Regions from separate parts of the Homo sapiens genome. Here regions 2, 3 and 4 are each linked to region 1. Evidence: chromatin contacts called from ENCODE Hi-C or POLR2A ChIA-PET data. All regions are on one chromosome and are shown on one strand. Each heading gives the region's core, a stretch centred on a gene start or an enhancer-like site at or near the end of the contact. The rest is flanking DNA. Distances are from core to core; before and after follow the strand shown. Region 1 has its middle 66 kb from the start of ZNF148. Region 2 holds the start of SLC12A8 (solute carrier family 12 member 8). Region 3 overlaps ZNF148 (zinc finger protein 148). Region 4 overlaps ZNF148 (zinc finger protein 148).

The links. Hi-C counts contacts between places; a loop is a spot of excess contacts on that map. ChIA-PET counts read pairs that join two places held with the same protein, here RNA polymerase II (POLR2A). Pooled maps may share reads with other maps.
Region 2: a map of endothelial cell of umbilical vein shows a loop between it and region 1 (3-fold over the local background). The contact joins the promoter of SLC12A8 here to the enhancer-like site in region 1. A Hi-C loop is called at or near these places in 8 of 168 maps with a recorded cell type or tissue (Caco-2, GM13976, MCF 10A and 5 more), 29 of 37 single-sample maps with no recorded cell type and 14 of 50 pooled maps. POLR2A ChIA-PET finds 5 or more read pairs at or near these places in 3 of 52 experiments (A673, activated CD4-positive, alpha-beta T cell and activated T-cell).
Region 3: a map of PC-9 shows a loop between it and region 1 (2.6-fold over the local background). The contact joins two enhancer-like sites. A Hi-C loop is called at or near these places in 2 of 168 maps with a recorded cell type or tissue (GM12878 and PC-9), 2 of 37 single-sample maps with no recorded cell type and 2 of 50 pooled maps. POLR2A ChIA-PET finds 5 or more read pairs at or near these places in 2 of 52 experiments (PC-9 and activated T-cell).
Region 4: a pooled map shows a loop between it and region 1 (2.0-fold over the local background). The contact joins two enhancer-like sites. A Hi-C loop is called at or near these places in 6 of 50 pooled maps. POLR2A ChIA-PET finds 5 or more read pairs at or near these places in 2 of 52 experiments (MCF 10A and RWPE1).

What each region holds. Positions count from the first base shown.
Region 1 is chr3:125,439,249-125,442,469 of GRCh38, forward strand. No RefSeq gene overlaps it. Among named protein-coding and RNA genes, the nearest start is that of ZNF148, 66 kb to the left of the region's middle. Within about 2 kb of position 1,528, at least 3 of the 41 ENCODE cell types and tissues checked have a DNase peak (open chromatin) inside an H3K27ac peak, as active enhancers do.
Region 2 is chr3:125,211,210-125,214,430 of GRCh38, forward strand. SLC12A8 (solute carrier family 12 member 8) reads right to left here and starts at 1,539. Exons shown (of 14, transcript NM_024628.6): 1 at 1,491-1,539; 2 at 90-185. The coding sequence starts at 140. RefSeq lists an enhancer at 660-1,259 and silencers at 1,151-1,200, 1,211-1,430, 1,471-1,620.
Region 3 is chr3:125,279,463-125,282,683 of GRCh38, forward strand. The region is part of intron 5 of ZNF148 (zinc finger protein 148); the gene reads right to left. Among named protein-coding and RNA genes, the nearest start is that of SLC12A8, 68 kb to the left of the region's middle. Within about 2 kb of position 1,694, at least 2 of the 41 ENCODE cell types and tissues checked have a DNase peak (open chromatin) inside an H3K27ac peak, as active enhancers do.
Region 4 is chr3:125,309,526-125,312,746 of GRCh38, forward strand. The region is part of intron 4 of ZNF148 (zinc finger protein 148); the gene reads right to left. It also overlaps the pseudogene DUTP1. Among named protein-coding and RNA genes, the nearest start is that of ZNF148, 64 kb to the right of the region's middle. Within about 2 kb of position 1,451, at least 7 of the 41 ENCODE cell types and tissues checked have a DNase peak (open chromatin) inside an H3K27ac peak, as active enhancers do.

The DNA of each region.
Region 1 (3,221 bases), core at 278-2,777:
TACTTATTATTCCTGATTTATTACAAAGGAAAATTTAAAGGATGCCAATAAACAGCCAGATGGAAGAGACGTGAGAAATAAAAATAAAATCCTGAGTACCTCCAACAACAACAACAACGACAAAAAATCAGTAAGAAAAAAAGAGGGCGGGCGTGATGGCTCATGCCTATAATCCCAGCACTTTGGGAGGCTGAGACGGGTGGATCACCTGAGGTCAGGTGTTCAAGACCAGCCTGGCCAACATGGAGAAACCCCATCTCTACTAAAAATATGAAAAGTAGCCGGTCGTGGTGGCAGGCACCTATAATCCCAGCTACTCAGGAGGCTGAGGCAAGAGAATCGCTTAAACTCTGGAGGCGGAGGTTGCAGTGAGCTGAGATTGTGCTACTGTACTCCAGCCTGGGTGACAGAGTGAGACTCAGTCTCAAAAAATAAAAAAAATTTAAAGAAGAAAAGATTTGAACAATAGAATTTAGAAGCTTAATATGAGGGCCCTGCATAGTACACTGCACCCTACAGCTGGAGAATACATGTTCTTTTCAAACACATCTGGGATGTCTGGGCACAGTGGCTCAAACCTGTAATCCCAGCATTTTGTGAGGCTGAGGCGGGCAGATTGTTTGAGCCCAGGAGTTCCATACTAGCCTGAGCAACATAGGGAGACCTCCAACTCTACAAAAAATTAGAAAATGAACCAGGTATGGTGGTGTGAGCCTGTAGCCCTAGCTACAGAAGCTGAGGTGGGAAGATCACTTGAGCCTGGGAGGTCGAGGCTGCAGAGAGCCGAGATCACACCACTGCACTCCAGACTGGGCGACTGAGCAAGACCCTGTCTCTAAAACAACAACAAAGACAGATAGAAGATTTATAAAACTTAACTACACACACACACACACACACACACACACACACACACATAAACGCAAATCAACTATTTCAGTATGTGGGGCTAAATTCTAAGGGGAAGTACAGGGAGTTTTGGGAGTCAGAGGCTCAGGGACGATCTCCCAGAGAAGGTTATGACTGGGCTGAGTTTGTGAAGATAAGTTATCCAGCTAAAGGAGGTGGGGCTGGAGGCTGAGCTATCTCAGGCAGGGCATACAGCAGGTCTGAGGGCCCCTAGGCAAACAGAAGTGAGTTTAGGGAACTGCAAATCCCTTCCCAGAATTCACCTCTTGCTTCCAGGCAGGGGCCCTGACATGCATCTGCAGGGGCCCCACTAAAAGCTATCGGTCAGTTTCCATCTCTAACAGGAGATGGGGGTCTTCAGTTACCATCCAGCCAGGGCATGTCCCCCAGAAAGGAACATGAGCTGGGCCCGAAAAGGAGCTGCCCAGAGCTCCAATGTCAGGCAGGATTGGGGAGCTCCCTGCAGGTGGGCAGGATGCAGGACCCCTGAGGCCCCACCACCTCCTAAGGAAGCCCCCTCCCCATCCTCTACTACTCCTAAAAAGCCTGGAGGGCCTCCCTGCAGGCTGGCTCAAGCAACATGGACTCCCAGCCCTTGCCCCGCCCAGGCTCACACATAGTTTCTCTGGGGCTCAGGCAATGTTAACACAGCTATCACTGGCTTCCTGCTCACCATGCCAAGCTGTCACACACGTGAGCTCAGGTCTAGGAAAGAACTCTAGAGGGGTTTGGAACACTACCTGTCCAAAGTCTCTGAGTAAGTGAAATGCAGTGTTTAGCCCAAACCTTCATTTTAGCTAAGTGCCTTCCTGTGTCCTCCCCAAGAACCACTCTCAGGGTACCCTCTCACCTGGTGTGGGGCCTCACTTTACCCTCCTTTCAGTCTCTCCTTCCTGACTACTGAGCAGGCAGGGAGATGTGAGAGCCAGAGAGATTTGGGCAAGCCACACAGGCCCATTAGCTCAGCAGCTATGGAGAGAGAAGCCATAAAGAAGGAGTCTTGTCTGGAAAGCAGAAACCTGGACGGACTGGCTGTGTGGCCAAGAGCAAGTCACTTCCCCTCTCTGGTCCTCAGTTTCTTCCTTTTTAAAATAACAGGAAATCATCTCTAAGCTTATTTCTAGCTGAAGATTCTGGGATCTTATTTAAAGAATTGGGTCTATTTCAAAAGTCGACTTAGTTTTTTTGAGGTGGGGGACAGGGTCTCCCTATGTTGCCCTGGTTGGTCTCAAACTCCTGGACTCAAGGGGTCCTCTGCCTCAGCCAGCTTCAGGAAGTTCGTAATTGGAGGATATTGTCCCTTTTGTTGCTTTTCTGGGGCTGTTGCAAGGTGGAAAGAAACAGAGGTGGGCATCCTTGAGCCACTGCTGAGCCATGACTAGGAATTAGACTTCGCAAGGGAGCTGCGTGCAGTGGCTCACACCTGTAGTCCCAGCACTTTGGGAGGCTGAGGCAGGAGGATAGCTTGAGCCCAGGAATTCAAGACCAGCCTGGGTAATGTGGCAAGACCCTGTATCTACTAAAAATAAAAAAATTATCTGGGTTTGGTGGTGCGTGCCTGTAGTCCCAGCTCCTAGGGAGGCTGAGGTGGGAGGATCGTTTGAGGCCAGGAGGCAGAGGCTGCAGTGAGCCAAAATTGCACCACTGCACTCCAGCCTGGTGACAGAGGGAGACCCTGTCTCAAAAAACAACCAACCAACCAACCAACCCAAAACACCCAAATGATGATGCAGTGAGTATCTCAGTGCTCGAATGAGAGCATATCTGTAGGTTAAATTTCATGGGAATGCTTTAAAATAAAGTTTTATGTCTTATTTTAGGGTAAGTAATCTCCCAAATAGCTGAGACTACAGGAGCATACCACCCAGCCTGGCTAATTTTTAAATTTTTTTTATAGAGATGGTGTCCTACTATGTTGCCCAGACTGGTCACAAACTCCTGGGCTCGAGCAATCCTCCTACCTTAGCCTCCCAAAGTGCTGGGATTATAGGCATGAGCCACCATACCTGGCCATCATCTGTGATAGCCCCAAACTGGAAATCACTGTCATTTCCATTACTACAAGGCAAATGAAATGAATTATGGTCTGCCAAAAAGAGACTGGGGTATCTGTACTGACCTGGGCCGATCTTCCAGATATGTGAAGTGTGTACTGTATTCCCCCATTTGTGTGTGCTGTTGGGGAAGGTGTACGTGTCGGTATATGATAGGTAATTTCTGGAAGGATGCATAGGAAACTGGTAACAGTGGTTTCCTCTGGGGTGAAAACAGGGGGACTGAGGGGCAGGGAATGAGCAGAAGGACACAACTTT
Region 2 (3,221 bases), core at 289-2,788, 230 kb before region 1:
TGCGCTGTAATGTTTGCATCCAGCCCACTGTCTGGGGATCCCCGTGCTCACAGGCCTCCATCACAGACCCTGGCACATCCTGAGCCTACCTGCTGGGCTGCCTCATGGAAGAGCTCCTGCACCTGGGACATCTGGGTCATTCTCCAGCAAGCAGGGATCCTGGTGATCTGGACAGGGAGACTGCTCTGGAAGGTAACAGCATCCTTGGTCAGGCTGGCTTCTCCTCTCCTCTCCCCTTGTTGTCCATCCTTTCTCTCTACTAGAATTGTTCAAACTACCAGGCGAGGCCCTGGCTGAGGAAGAAACCTTGTCTACCTCATCTGGAAACTTGGCCGGGTTACCTTTTTGGTACCCAGGTAGATCCCGCTGGTCCTTCAGTGCCCACCTGTGCTCAAACCTTGCTGCCCTAGAACCTCAGGCACTCCCAGCTCTCTCCTTCCCTGAGCTCCTTAAATACGTGAGGGTCAGAGCCAGCTGCCCTGCTGCCCAGCCCTTGAGGACACAGAGTCACACTCCTCTCCCACCCTCAAGTGCCTCGTGAACCCCTCTCTCCAGGAGGAGGGCATCATGACGCACTAGACCTGGCTGCAGGTGGTGAGTGAATGTAGCTGCGCCCTGAGCAGAGGGGAGAGGGGCCATGAGGAGGCTGTTTTGGGGCCCTTCTGGAGCAGGGCCGGAGAAGGGTAGGAGATTGAAGAGGGTGAGTGAGAAAAGGCTGGACAGGACTAGGGCAGCTCCTCAACCCACCCCCAGGCACCCTCCCCTTCGCGCTGGACCTGGCTTTCCTTGAGGGGAGGAGGGAGTTTGTCCCCTTGATCTGTGTGGCGCCTCTCCCCAGCACAGTGCTGCAAGGTAGACGGGGCTCAGGACCCTTTGGTAGAAGGAGGAAGGGGGAGGAAGAGAGCGAGGGGGAGGGTTAGAGCTGATCTTCCTGGGAAGAAGGCGACTAAGGACAGCAGCCAGCGCTGGCGAGGAGGGAAGGCGCCCGGAGCACTGAGTGGGGGGTTGGGAGAGGAGGGTTAGCCCAGTGGGAAGCTGGGAAGGCTGGGGGACTTGGTGGGCTGCAGTCCTGCCAAAAGCCGGGTGACAGGTAGGGAGCCAGAGCACCCGGGTGTCCCCGGCTGCCCGCGCCGCACAGAGCAAGGGACCCCAGGCCTCCGCTCGCCCTTCCCGCCGCCCCGCGGCCTCCGCAGGCCGCCCCGCAGGCCTCCGCCCACATTCACCTGGCTCCTCCGCGGAGCCCCTACCCTCACGTTTGGGCCACGCTGGGACCCGGGCCCCTTGGCACCCCACGCAGACGCGGACCCGCACCCCAAGTACTGGGGCCAGGCCCGTGTGCCGGCGCGCGGGTGACCGGCGGTAGGAGAGGATCCACCTGGGCGGGGAGGTGGGGGCAAAGGTGACCCCAGGCCTGGCTCCTAACTGCGGGCCGGGGAGAGGAACTGTCCCGAGACCACCCTCTCCACCCCCCACAGCCCTTCCGCCCTCACCTGCTCCTGGGACAGCCAGCTCCCAGCGCCCGGCCCGCCCGGTCCCCGCCCCGCCGCCACGTGGCTGCCCCGGCTCGGCTGCGCGGGTCCCAGCTGTCCCGTCCCGGCGGGGGCACCCCTGCCACGCCAGCACCGGGAGTCTCGGGCCCAGGTGGCGAGGAGGCGCTGCAGAGGCTTTCCCTCCGCAAGGGTCGGGCCTTCGCGCCTACCTGGACAAGAACATTCACCTGGGTAGGGGCAGGGCTGGGGGAAAACAGGGAGTAGGGGCCGCAAGCCCACAGGCTCGAAGTGACCAGCCACTGCCTCTCCCCCCTCGACAGTGCAACCAGCGGAAATGCCCAGCCCCGGGACCAGGGGACTAGGGACAGGAGCCTACCCTGTGCGGCTCTGAGGAGTGGCTGTGAGCACTGCACGCAGGACTGAGAAAGCCCGGGATAAGCCCGGAGTGCAGGGAAACCCGCAGCCCCCTGGGCAGATGTGGAGAAGAATCTGGACAAGCTGACCGAGACCCCGGTACCGGGGGTCTCCGTGTGTGCCTGGCTGCGTGATCAGGTGACCCCAGACTCTGAGGGCGTGGAACTGCTTTTGCCAGGAAAGCGCTCTGGGCATGCTGTGTAGGGGTGAATTACCCTTACCCCCTTCACCAAGACCCAGAACTGCCTTTCCTAGGGGTGAAGTAAGGTTTCCAGGGCCTCATGTTGCAGAAAAAAAGAACCCTAAATTAACATACAGAGAGATTAAATTATCTCCATTCCCAATCTGGCATATTTCCTAAACCTTAAATAATTTGAGAGGCTTCCATGTGGGCTTCTGAGAAACAGGAGGGCAGCTGGGAGAACTTCCCACGCCCACAAGCCTTTGTGTGAAAATCCCTAAAAATAGAGGTTGTTCTTCTAAAAACAAAAGGGAAGGCTAAGCCATGGGAACACTGACAGAACCTAACCTCTCGCTTCTGCTCCAGCAAAGACGCGTGTGAAGATATAGAACATCATATTTGCCATTTTTACCATTTTAACTGTACAGTTCAGTGGTATTAATCACACACAATATTGTCCAACCATCATCGCTATTTCCAAAACTTTCATCGTCCCCAATAGACACTCTGTACCCACTAAGTACTAACTCCCCGTTTCGTCTACCCTCAGAGGTAACTCCCCTCATCTACTTCCCGTCTCTATGGATTTACCTATTTTGTGTATTTCATGTAAGTAGAATCATACAATACTTGTCCTTTTGTGTCTGGCTTACTTCACTCAGCATAATGTCCTCAAGGTTCATCCATGTTGTAGCATGTGTCAGAATTTCATTCCCAGCAAAGAAATTTTTAATAACCCATCTCTGCCAGAAAAAAAGACCCCCCAAAAGTTACAGATTAACCATCTGTGAACAAAGGATGAATGGGCGGACAGGCTGACACAGTCACGTTACTGGAATCCATTATGCAGTCACCGCTTGGCATCTGCAGGAAATTAGTTCCAGGCCCCCTGACCAATACCAAAATGCGTAGATGCTTAAGTCCCTGATATAAAGTGATGTAGTATTTGCATTTAACCTACACACATCCTCCCACATACTTTAAGTCATCTCCAGATTACGTATAATACCTAATTCAAGGCCAGGCACAGTAGCTCACACCTGTAATTCCAGCACTTTGGAATTACAAAAATTCCAAATCTCCAGGCCAAGGTGAGAGGATCACGTGAGCCCAGGAATTCAAGACCAGCTTGGGCA
Region 3 (3,221 bases), core at 444-2,943, 160 kb before region 1:
CTTGGAAGCTGGTTAAGTAAGATCTCATCACGGCCTTCTCCTCTGTAATGCTTATGCGTGATGGAGTTCCTAAGTCTTCAGTTAGGGTGAACACAGGTATATTTTCAATTTCAAATTCTCATATATGCAGGAAAAAAGCCTTTAGACATGATCTAATATCAATCAGTATGGGGCTAATTAAATAAATCATGGAAAATGAATACAATTTAATATTATGTGGTTGTGAAATAAAATGACAAAGCTCTCTATATACTTATATGAAAAGCGTGTCAGGATTTGTTAAGTTAAAAAAAAAAAAGGCAAAGTTTAGAACCCAGTGTATAGTTTTGCTAACTTTTGTATATAAAAGGTACATATAGGAATATATATTTGCATAGGCATAAAAACTACTTGAGAAGGATATATATACAGAAGTATATAACCTTGATTGTGATGGCTGGGGAACTGGGCAGACAAGAGATAAAATGGGAGGGAGGTTTTACACTGTCCACTTAACACATTTTTTTGAACCATGTAAGTGGTTACCTATTACTAAAAAAAAAAGAGAACACTAACTTTTCAAGTTACAATATGGTAGAATTTATGGTCTGTTTCAGTCTAGGATCACTAAGGTTATTCTAGAACTACTAAATTATTATTAAACATATTCCTAAGAATATTTGTCAAATAAATAAATTAGAAGTGGGTATGGGGTCCATCTGGGGCATAAGTACTGAATAAGAAAATTATTCAGCACTTATAAATTCAGTTTTTTAAAAAATAGAAGTGGGTAAAAAGAAGGAAGACAAGAGACAAAGCAACCTTGTCTTTCTGGGCTTATTGAGATTAAGAGTATTGCAAGCCTGGTTTGGATGGTACCACAGAGAAACTCACCTTAGGCTGCATGTATTCCAATTTATCAACAACTTGTTCAATGTGCAACATTAAGCTGCCTTTTGGCCAGGCATGGTGGCTCAAGCCTGTAATCCCAGCACTTTGGGTGGCTGAGGTGGGTGGCTCACTTCAGTTCAGGAGTTCGAGACCAGCCTGGGCAAAATGAGGAAACCCCGTCTCCACTAAAATACAAAAATTAGCCAGGTGTGGTGGCACACACCTGTACTCTCAGCTACTTGGGAGGCTGAGGATGGGAGGATCACTTGGGCCAGGAGGTCAAGGCTGCAATGAGCCATCATCATGCCACTGCACTCCAGCCTGGGCAATACAGTAAAACCCATCTCAAAAAAAAAAAAAAATTGCCTTTCATCAGACATGTGGAAGAGTGAAAATAATGATTCCTTTTTCATTATTGACGAAAGCAAAAAAAAAAAAAAAAAGGCACAACATTATGCTGAAACAGCAAAGAAAACTAGAAGATCTGATCAGGAGGGGTATGGCCAGTGAGAGGGAAACAATGCTGTAGGTGTGGGCATACAGAATGGGAGCTAAGAAACTGTCCAACAAAGGTAGAGAAATCTGGGAAATAAATATAAAGAACTGTGGAAACTGATTAGGGCCTGCAAACACACAGCTATGACCCCTTCTCAAACCTAGAAAAGGGCAGTACGTAAGGGAAAAAAGCTTTAATCCTTAAAACATTTTTACTTTAAATTCAAGAAGACAGTTCAGCCTATACTATATGCAGATCAGTGGTAATTATTATGCAAATTATACAGGGCATTTGGATTCTGGGCAAACAGCCAATGTGGTCAACAATGCTTCAAAGTCTATGCACCAAAGTCATGGAAGGGAAACATTTGGCAGGAGAATGGAAGTGGGTGTCACAGCTTCCTGAGGAGAGTCAAAGAAAGTGGAAAGCTTCATCTCTGGGCCAGTCAGTTTTGAATTTTTTCAACCCCTCCAAGTCACATAATAATAAGCAAGTTAACACTGTGCAAAAGGAAAACACACAAAATCTTTTAAAATATGACTCAAAATATTTTATACATAAAACAAACAAAAAGATGTTAAATACTTATATAAAATGGAACTAAAAACAAGACAGCACCAGGTATTTTTTTTCATGTATGTTGATAACAAATAAGAAAATCCAACTGCCAAAAAACATGGCACTTCAATAGCTTTCTGTGGCATAGCAACTGCAAGGAAAGGCTTTGTAAAGAACAAATCTGGCCCAAGTTGCTTAATGTGAAACGGATGTAATCCTTGACTGTACAAAGCCCTTTTATGAAGAGTTAAGGAGTTCTAGGTCATTGTTTTCTGGCACTGGAGGTACTGCTGCCTTTCATTGTAGATTCAAGCCTTAATTCAAGGTGAATTTTATGGATGAAACAGCTACCACTGCCTTGTGGATAAACACACAGGAAAATCTAGCTTTTTTTAAGTTCAAAGACAGAAACACCAAATTCTTGGACATTTTATATTTTCCTTACTTTCTTTTTAGGCCAGAGTAATAAAGGACATAGAGTAAACTCATCTTGACTCAGATGAGCATCAATGGCCCTTCCAATTTGTAACCTGTTTTAAATATATCCAACTGATTTTTATTCACCCTTATAATCTCAGTGTTCAAAATGGTATCTGGAGCATAGTGGAGACTCTATACCTGTCAAAGGACCTGGCTGCCTGCTGTCCATAACAATTACTCCTCCTAGCTTACCACTTTCTTGTTTTTTAAATTTGTTGCTAAAAGCAATACTTTACTTTTCAATTTTTTAGTCTTCAGATAACTGAGTAGTGAGAGAAGCGGGTAGGCAAAGAATAAAATCCCTTAGCAGAACACAAATAGCACACTAACGCAGGCAAAATTTTCTTCCCCGGTATAGACTTGCCTTCTTTTCTTGCTCACACCTTTTCAAGATCTTTTAGTAGAATGTGATCTACCAGCTGAGTGTGTTTGCCTTAGAGATTAGCAGTCTTACCTGCAACTGGTTCCATAAAACATCTTTGCTTTTCTTTTTTCCCCAACATATGGACACCATTACAACTGAAGAATTTTATGTTTAAAATTTTGAATTCTAAGATGCCTGCTAGACATCTTCAGATGCTTTATCTTGCCCCTTGTCATTGCTACTTCAGGAGAAATATGGTATATTACATAGACCAAGCAATCAGGTTTTAGCAAGTGGAGAAATTAGTAATACTCTAATTCTCAACACACTACATTTTTTTTCTTATCTGTTTAGTAAATTTAAAACAAGACTTTATAGAAAAAAATTGAGTATCAAATGGAATTTCTCAGTTAATCTGCTTTCTTAATCTCATATCCATTATGACATATTTTC
Region 4 (3,221 bases), core at 201-2,700, 130 kb before region 1:
ACCTAGGCAACTAAATTAATTTGATATGCTTAAAGCATAAAATGGTGGCGAAAGGGGCTGAACTACAGTTAAAAAAAAAAGTTGGATAAGGGACGGGATTATGACGGCTATTTCCGCCCATGCAAAAAAGTACATTTTAGCTGTTTAGTAATGAGGAACCACTGGGGAAGTTTCAGTAAGGGAATGACATGTATACATCTCGTTTGGAAAGATCACTGTAGAAACTATCTGAAAGATACACTGGAGAAGGCGCAGGCTACTGTCAGTCCAATAAAAATGCCAGTCTATTGCAATCTATAGACTACCTCATCCAACAAAAACAGAATGCACATTCTTTTCAAGCTCGCACGTAACATTTCACCAAGGTGGACAACATTCTGGGCCATAAAATACAATCTAACAAACTTAAGAGAATAGCAATCATATGGCGTCTGCTCTAAGACCACAACAGAATTAAACTACAACTAATAACAGAATGGTAGCTAGAAAATATCTCAAAATACTTGGATATTAAACAACACACTTCTAAACAATAATGGTTCAAAGAATTTTTTTTTTTTTTTTTTTTTTTAAAGACAGAGTTTCACTCTGTCACCCAGGCTGGAGTGCAGTGGCACAATCTTGGCTCACTGCAACCTCTGCCTCTGGAGTTCAAGTGATTCTTATGCCTCAGCCTCCCACATAGCTGGGATTACAGGTGCATGCCACCATGCCCGGCTAATTTTTGTATTTTTAGTAGAGATGGGGTTTTGTCATGTTGCCCAAGCTAGTCTCAAACTCCTGAGCTCAAGTAATCCGCCACTTTAGCCTCCCAAAGTGCTGAGATTATAGGCGTGAGGCACCACACCCAGTCCAAAGAAGAAATCTTAACAGAAATTTTAAAATATATTGAACTAAATGAAAATAAAAATACAACTATCAAAATCTATGCAATGTAGCTAATGCAGTGCTTAGAGGAAAATTTATAGTATGAATGCATATATTAGAAACAAAAAATCTAAAATGAATACGCTTCCACTTTAGGAAAGTAGAAAAAGAAGAGCAAATTAAATCCGAAACAAGCAGAAAAAAATTATAAAAATTAGAGCAGAAATAAATGAAACTGAAAATAGGAAATAGAGGGAAAAAAATCAAGAAAATCAAAAGCTGTTTCTTTGAAAATATCAATAAAATAAGCAAGCCTCTACCACTGGGCAGGGGGAAATGCAGAGTTGTTCGAACATGAGTTTCAGTTTCAGTTTTGCAAGATGAAAAAGTTCTAGAGATCTGTTGTACAACAATGTCAATATAGTTTGCACTACTAAAATGGACACTTAAAAATTGTTGCTCTCTCCTCTGCTCGCATTTTCACTCTGCCATGCCCTGCTCTGAAGAGACACCCACCGTTACCCCCAGCAAACAGGCTGGTTTGCAGAGGAAGGCAGCATGCAGCTCCGTTTTGCCCCATTCTCTGAGCAGGCCACAACCCTGACTCAGGGATCCACACAGGCCACAGGCTATGACCTCAACGGTGCCTATGATGATACAATACCACCTATGGAGAAAGCTCTAGGGAAAATGGACATTCAGATAGCTCTTCCTTCTGGATGTTACAGAAGAGTAGCTCCATGGTTTGGATTAGCTGCAAAACACTTTATTGATAGATGAAGATTACTGAGGAAATGTTGGTGCTGTACTGTTTAATTTTGGCAAAAAAAAGTTTAAAGTCAGAAAAAGTGATCGTATTGCACAGCTCATTTGTGAATGAATTTTTAATCCAGAAATAGAAGTTCAAGCTTTGGATGATGCTGAAAGGCATTCAGAAGAGTTAGGTTCTATTAGAAAGTATTAAAATTTATGCTAAGAATAGAAAATGAGAACTCATACCTTTTTCTTAAAAGAGTTTTTGCTTAAAGCATTTTGGTAAAACTTCTGTAATCTTAATAGCTTTACCTTCTAAAAGTACTGCATTTTCTTATGATCAAAGAAAAGAGTACCTCTGTTCAGATCACACAGAAATTTTTTCTGCTGATAGTTGTATGTAAATCTGCTTTGTCCTGATATAAGACAGTGTCTTTTTAAAATCAAATGTACATCAATTACAGACCCCAAAAAACCCTATATAATTTAACTTAGTAAATGATACACCAAAAAAAAGGGAATTGTTAAGACAGTAATTTTTTTAAATTACTGTCTTAAGACAAGAAAAAAAGAAAAAAAGAGAAAACACAAATTACTAATATCAGAAATCAAAGAGAGGACATCACTATAAACCCCTGGACATTAAAAGGATAATAAAACAATACTATGAACTTTGTTCCCACAAATTTGACAACTTTATCAAAATAGACCAATTCCTTGGAAGACACAATCTGTCAAAACTCACACAAGAAGAATCAGATAATCTGAAGAGACCTATATTTATAGGAGAAATCAAATCAACAATAACTTTCCAAAACAGAAAGCACCAGACCCAAAGCAGTTCACTGGTGAATTCTACCAAACATTTAAGGAAGAAATTACATCAGTTCTCTACAATCTCTTCCAGAAGATATAAGCAGAGGGAATACTTGCTAATTTATTCTATGAGACCAGCATTACCCTAATACCAAAAACAGACAAAGACATCAAGAAAACTATAGACTAATATTTCTCATGAACACAAATGTAAAAATCCTCAAAATATGATCAAATCAAATCCAACCACATCTAAAAAGAACTATATACCACAAACAAGCAGGATTTATTCCAGGTATGAAAGTTGCTTCCATATTCAAAAATCAACTAATGTAATCCATTACATCATCAGGCTAAAGAGGAAAAAGTTACTGCAATGGGCTAGGTAAAGCTGGTGAATGTATGTATCAGAGCACAACTACAAGTAGTTATCCGCTCATTCACACCATGTGCCAACACCTGGACTACAGTGAAAAGTAAGACAAAACTCCTGTCCTTATGGAGTCTACAATCCATCAGAGAAGCATCGTACAAGTAAATCACAAGTCCCTATCACAGGGACTCAACCTAGAGTCAAGAGAAGTGACAGGCTGATGATGATGGAGCACTATCTAGAGGTTATAAAACAGGTATGAAGTATGACTGAGGGTAATATCTCAAGCAGGATATATTAAAGTCCTAAAGCAAAAGAAAAAGTACATGTTAGATGAACTGAAAGGAACCCAGGTTTGATATCATAGAAAGAAGAGACAAGAATTTACATGATGGTTGTGGTTTCACTGATT